Linked DNA regions of Mus musculus: region 1 is linked to region 2. The links are chromatin contacts, found by Hi-C or POLR2A ChIA-PET in ENCODE. All regions are on one chromosome and are shown on one strand. The core of a region is the stretch at or near the end of the contact, and the rest is flanking DNA. Distances in the headings are between cores, read along the strand shown. Region 1 overlaps Pigk (phosphatidylinositol glycan anchor biosynthesis, class K). Region 2 holds the start of Zzz3 (zinc finger, ZZ domain containing 3).

Region 1 (2,754 bases), core at 93-2,592, 370 kb before region 2:
CAGGAGATAATCTAACAGCGAATTAATATCCATGATATACAAAAGCTCAAGACGGCAGATGTCAGGAAGAACACAGAAGACAACTCAAGCAAAACTCAGCTAAGCACTGAACAGAGAGAAGCCCAAGTGACCAGCAACTATCATGAAGCACTCGGTGCCCTTAGTCATCACAGAGGCACCAGTTAAAACCACAATGAGATTCCATCTACATCAGGAAGAATGGCTAACAGCAAGACACGGATATTGGAATGGTGTTGGTGGGCATATAACCTTCTGCAGCTACAAGGAAAACCAACGTGGTGATTTCTAAGAAAGCAAATGCTACAGTTGCCATATGACCCACCCATCCCACTCCTGGGCACCCACCCGAAGAACTCTGCATCCTACCAAAGAGACCTGCACATCTGTGGTCACGGCCGCTCTAGTCACAGTAGCTAGGAAATACAGTCAGCCTAGACACTATTAACTCAAGTAACAACAAAAATGAGGTACACACACAATGGAATTCAAGTCATCCAATAACTTGAAACTATGAGATTTTCAAGAAATGGAAGAAACTGAAAAATATTCTATTACCTTAACTCTCTCATGTGTGTTCAGCTCTTTTATATATACACATCTATATCACAGGAGAAATATGATCTTTAAGTTGGGGGTGGGGAGACAGCAGAACCCGTGTGACATAGAAGGGACACGATGGTCTCACTCAGCGAGAGCAGATGGCAGACAGAATGTACAGTCTAGGATGTCAACCGAAAGAAATGATACATGGAAAGCTGACATTTTGGTAAGCTAATCAAAAAACAATTTTTAAAAATATTTTGAATGGGATATTCACCCTGTGGGGATGAATAAAGGTGTTTCCAGAGGTTACAGCCTATTAAACAAGAATCCCAGGACCAGGGCAAGGCACTTCTCAGGAGGTGACCATGGGTGCTCCCAAGAACCCCAAAACAACCCAGGCCACTGCCCTTAGTTTCCTACCATAACTAGTTGGTCAGACTGTGCTGCTCAAGATCACACAGGATTGACCCCAGACACAGAGAAAGCAAGCTGCAGCTGGGCTGGAACCTCCCCCCTGCTGGCTAGGCTGAAGCTGCCAGGGGGCGCCATGCAGCTCGCCCTCCGGGTACCAACACTGACGGCCAGGCAGCTTGAGAGCACTGGTACGGCGGGAAGCCTGCCCACCTCGGGGCTGGACTTGCCACAGGAAGGACCTCGCTTCGGACGCTCTCCGCTGGTCAAAAGCCTGTAGCTGGGAAGAGGGGCTGCAGGATGCAAGTCGCGCCTATCAAACGGCCTTCTCCAGAGCTCACATGCCCGCAGAGCTGCTCAGACAAGCTTCTTCCTCCAGTGGGCAGCAGTGACTGCAGACTCATAACTACTCAAAGTCGAGAGAATAAACTAAACGACAGTTTGAATACCTCGCCCGCTATACCTAGGACATATAGAACAGCCCCTCAAAGCTCGGGGGCACTGTGGAAGATGGAGCAGAGAGAACGGAAGAGTCAGCGGAAGTGAGATAGCTGTGGAAAGCTGACTTCCGGATACGACAGGACTTTGGCAATCGCAGACCCACAGCAGCCTTGACATCTGCACTGGACTGCAAGGCTGGGTCTGTCAGGACCCTTCCAGGGAAGAGCAAGGGATCCGTGGAGCCCCACCCTCTCCAGGACTCACAGGCAGTTAAAAGTTGATGGGGGAGGAGACAGAATTTCCACAGCCCTGTAGCTATAAGGTGTACATGCTCTGTAAACAGGCTTCCGCCCACGCTCCTGCAGACAGCCCTGAGGAGACTCACAGGGTCACCACAACTGATAGACAAAGGCAAGACAAGAAAGCATAGGGGAGCCAGCTGGGAAGAGGATTGGCAGAACTGGGGTGAATATGACCGACATACACCATGCACATGCATAAACCGACATAATGAAATCCATTGCTGTGGACAACTAATACATAATAATTAATTAAATTATATACTAATTAAATATATATACTAATTAAAACACTTAGTCCCAACACTTGGGAGGTAATATCAGGTGGACCAAGGTTCAAGACCAATCTCAGGGACACAGGAGTTTATGGGCAGCCTCTAATACATGAGAGCCAGTTCAACAGAAAAAGCTTTTAAAAGAAAAAACTTGTGAAAAAAAATGAGCAATTTTCTAATTTTTAAATTTTTCTTGTTGAACCATTTGAAAGTTGAGACACCATCAGTTATTATGTATTTCAGCATGCCTTCACAATGTCAACAATGTTTCAAAGACAGTGTGTAATTCACACTGAGTCTCATGTAGCTCACCAGTCTCACAGTGGTTAAATCAACCGCTCATAACTTTCCTGGAAATACTGGTTCTCTTCCACAGGTTGCACACTGTTTCCAGGAACCTGGCTCGATGTTCTTTCCAGTTAGGTGACTTCCATCCTAACGCACTGTTACCCTTGTACTCCTGCATCTTCGTTTCTCACTCGGAGGCTCGGGAGGCCTCTTCCTCCCTGCTTCTGCTGAGGTGACGCCCTAGCATACTTGGAGGATTGGCAGGGTAGACAGTCCCTCTCAGGTACCCACGACATAAGACCTTTCAATGCACACATTCTGCTTGAGCTCTGAAAAGGTTTCCAGTACAGTTTTTAACGCTATTTCTATTTCTATTCCATTTGATTTTCTAGTTTAAGCATTAAGCAAATATAATGGACCCCCCCCCCAGACTCTCTCTCTCTCTCTGATTTTTCCTGTTTTCTTCCTCACATTTC
Region 2 (3,087 bases), core at 237-2,736:
ATCTAGTTTCCCGATTGTGTAGCTTCCATACTTTTGAATACAAAGAAATGAAAACAAATATGGTAAACTGACTTGTGAGTGGCTGTTCTAAGTAGAAAAAAGTGATTGACTCATGAAGACACTTATGACCGACCTCAAATTTAAGAAGTAGCGGGATTTTTCGTTAAAACAAACCCACTACTATTTTCTGCAAAACAAAACCGGCACCCCAGAATACCAAAAATGGTAGCCCCAATCCCTACCGACGTGAGTTTATCAGCATGTACAGAACAAGGATTGTATTCTGACCTCGGGTACTGTCAGGGGTGAGGGGGCCTCCCAAACACTGCCAAAAGTTACTGTCAGCAGCCAGGGTGACGAGGAGAACTTCCCAATAGACAAGTGGGTGGCTAAATGACGCCCGGACACGAGAGATGCTATGCGTTCTGTTGGGAGACTGGGGGAAGATTCTGCAGCCACAGGCGACAGGAAAGTGGAGCTGTCTGCAGAGAGGGTAACTGGGCAGAGGGGGCGGCGGCGGGCGGGGCGGGCTGGCAGCGGCCTCCGGGCCGGCGAGCGAGCGCCGGGCAGCGGCCGGCGGGGAGGTCTCCGCAGGTGGCGGGCGCCCGGGGGCGGGAGGAGCGCGGCGCGCGACAGCCGCTCTGCACCGCCGCAGGCGACGGCGAGGCGCGCGCACGAAGGCTCCCGGCGCCCGGGCGCGCGCCCCGGCCCCTCCCCGACAACTTGCCTGCAGGAAAAGAGTTACTGGTCCCAGGGCCCCGAGAACCCGGGGCTCCGCCATCCAGCGCAACCGCTCTGCCAACCAGGTCCCGCGAGAGTCCGGAGATCTCGCGATACCGACCCGCTGGCATCTCGCGGGCGGGCGTGCGCTGGAGCCAACATGGCGGCGTGGGGGAAGCTAATCACTACTTCGGGACTTTGAACGTGTGGTTCGTCCTCGCACTGGGAGGCCGCGGGCAAACGGGAGGAGAGGCAAGCCTTCCCCGCCCTGGATTCCTCCTCTGAGTCGTCTGAGGGGAGAAGGAAAGGCGGGACGCCAAACTCAGCCCTCTGCCGCCCTCCGGACGCCACGGAGGACCGCGCTAGCCCTCAGCCGGCCTGGCCTCCGGTCACGTGGCCGTCACGTGAGCCCCGCGCGCGCGCCCGGCGCCTCCGCAGGCCTCCCCGCCCCCTCAGCCGCGAACGCGCGCGCCCGGCCCACGTGGGGGCGCCGCCGCCGCCGCCGCCTCGGCCACCCCCTCCCGGCGCTCGCTCGCTCTGAAGGGCTCCGGCCCCGCGCGCGCCTTTCCCTCCGCGCTCCGCTCCCGCCCCTGCGCCGGCCCCGCCACGCGCCCCGGGGATCCCGCTTACCTCTCGCGTGGGGCGGGCCGCTCCGGGAGGCGCCGCCCGCGTGGCCGCCGTCGGCCGCCGCACTGGCTCCAGCGCCCTCCGCCGCAGGAAGCGCCACAGCGGCGCCGCGGCGCTTCCAGGTGGGTCCCCGCCTCCCGCTCCTCCACTTCCCGCAGCAGCGGCGGCTCCTTCCGGTCCCCTCCTTCCTCGGCTCTGAGACGCTGGGAGCCGGGCGCTCGGCGCGCCACCTACTGGTGGCCGCGGCCGCTGCAGCGATCCCGACCCGGCCGGCCGGCGGGCGGGAGGATTCACCGGCCCAGCCCGCTGCGTGCTGTGATCCGCTCTACCTTCCCGGAGAGGCTCCCCGCCCGCGTCCCGACCTTGCCTGGCCCCGCGGCGCTTTCCGCACGACGCCCCGGACTGCCGCGCCAGCCGCCGCCCGCTCAGTACGCAGGCGCCCACCTCTCCAGCCTTTGCTCACCTCCCTCCCTAGGGCAGGACTCTTCCCCAGCTCCACCGCGACTCGTCGGCAGTCCCACCAGAGTACACCTTCTCCACCGCTTTTATTTTCCGTACCTTTAAACAGCACTACCCGCCAAGAATGAAGTCTCTTTAAAGGCAGGGCGTCTTTTCTCTTAGCTTTTGCCCACAGTTGTGTCCAGCACCAAGTATGGCTCAACCCATAGTGAAAACTGGTTATTTATGTAGCTCAGCGTGTGCTTACCGGAACTACGTGAAGCTCTGAGTTCAATCCATAACACCGCCCTTTCAAATATACAGTATTAGCAGTGCAGCAAAGTAATGCCCGCCTTCAGTTACAGGGATAAGTATTTCCTCTGGGTTGATAGCACCATAGGCCACCACTTCTGAGCTGTGGGGACGCTCATGCAACCCTTTGGCTATTAGATTGTGTTCCAAAAAATACCAAGTCCACTGGTAGAATCCATTAACTGGGGCTCTTCGCAACTGTGCAGTATGGCTTCAGTGCCTTTCTTTGTTTTCCTTAGCTGGAGCAGTTTTGTTTTTCCAAGGAAGTGGGTAAGTGTGGTTTCTTTTCAATTGCTCGTAAGTTATTAGATCATAGAAGTGGACTTGTATTTGGTTGTCTCCAATTCAACTCAGAGTAATATCTGCTCCAAAATAAAGAATACCAATTATAGTTATACTGACTATCACACCTGCCATCTTGTGTCTTAGAGACACTGCTCTCCATTGCCTTAATTTTCCTAGTAGTGGGGTCTATAAGGCCTCACCACAGCACACCCTCCCATGGTTTTTATTGAACTGTGTTGGACTTGCAATAGGCAGAGATATAAAAATAACACGATTTCCCAGCCAGGCAATATGCTACCTGCATAGGCTAGCTACTATTGGGATGGTCAGAATTTATCTGCTGCTGGGAGCATTGTCTAGCCACACACACACACACACACACACACACACACGCACGCACGCACGCACGCACGCACGCACGCGCGCGCCATTATTGGACTGTCATCCGTTTCCAAGAGAACGATGGTTGTAACGATAAAGGTCCCCACAGGTTTACTTTCCCTTTCTCTTCCGTGGGAATGGTACCACCGCACTAATACGCAAACGTTTTGTTTTGTTGGTTTTTCGAGAGAGGGTTTCTCTGTGTAGCCCATGCTGGCCTGGAACTCACTTTGTAGACCAGGCTGGCCTCAAAATCAAAAATCTGCCTGCCTCTGCCTCCCGAGTGCTGGGAGTAAAGGCGTGCACCACCACCACCCGGCACTA

What was found. A loop is a pair of places that touch in the nucleus more often than their neighbours do. ChIA-PET counts read pairs that join two places held with the same protein, here RNA polymerase II (POLR2A).
Region 1: POLR2A ChIA-PET joins it to region 2 with 16 read pairs in Patski. The contact joins the enhancer-like site here to the promoter of Zzz3 in region 2. A Hi-C loop is called at or near these places in 1 of 37 maps with a recorded cell type or tissue (gastrocnemius). POLR2A ChIA-PET finds 5 or more read pairs at or near these places in 2 of 5 experiments (Patski and embryonic stem cell).

What each region holds. Positions count from the first base shown.
Region 1 is chr3:152,762,144-152,764,897 of GRCm38, reverse strand. The region is part of intron 9 of Pigk (phosphatidylinositol glycan anchor biosynthesis, class K); the gene reads right to left. Among named protein-coding and RNA genes, the nearest start is that of Gm40181, 7.4 kb to the right of the region's middle. Within about 2 kb of position 1,342, at least 1 of the 3 ENCODE cell types and tissues checked has a DNase peak (open chromatin) inside an H3K27ac peak, as active enhancers do.
Region 2 is chr3:152,394,402-152,397,488 of GRCm38, reverse strand. It overlaps Zzz3 (zinc finger, ZZ domain containing 3), which reads right to left and starts at 1,486. Exons shown (of 14, transcript NM_001080755.2): 1 at 1,351-1,486.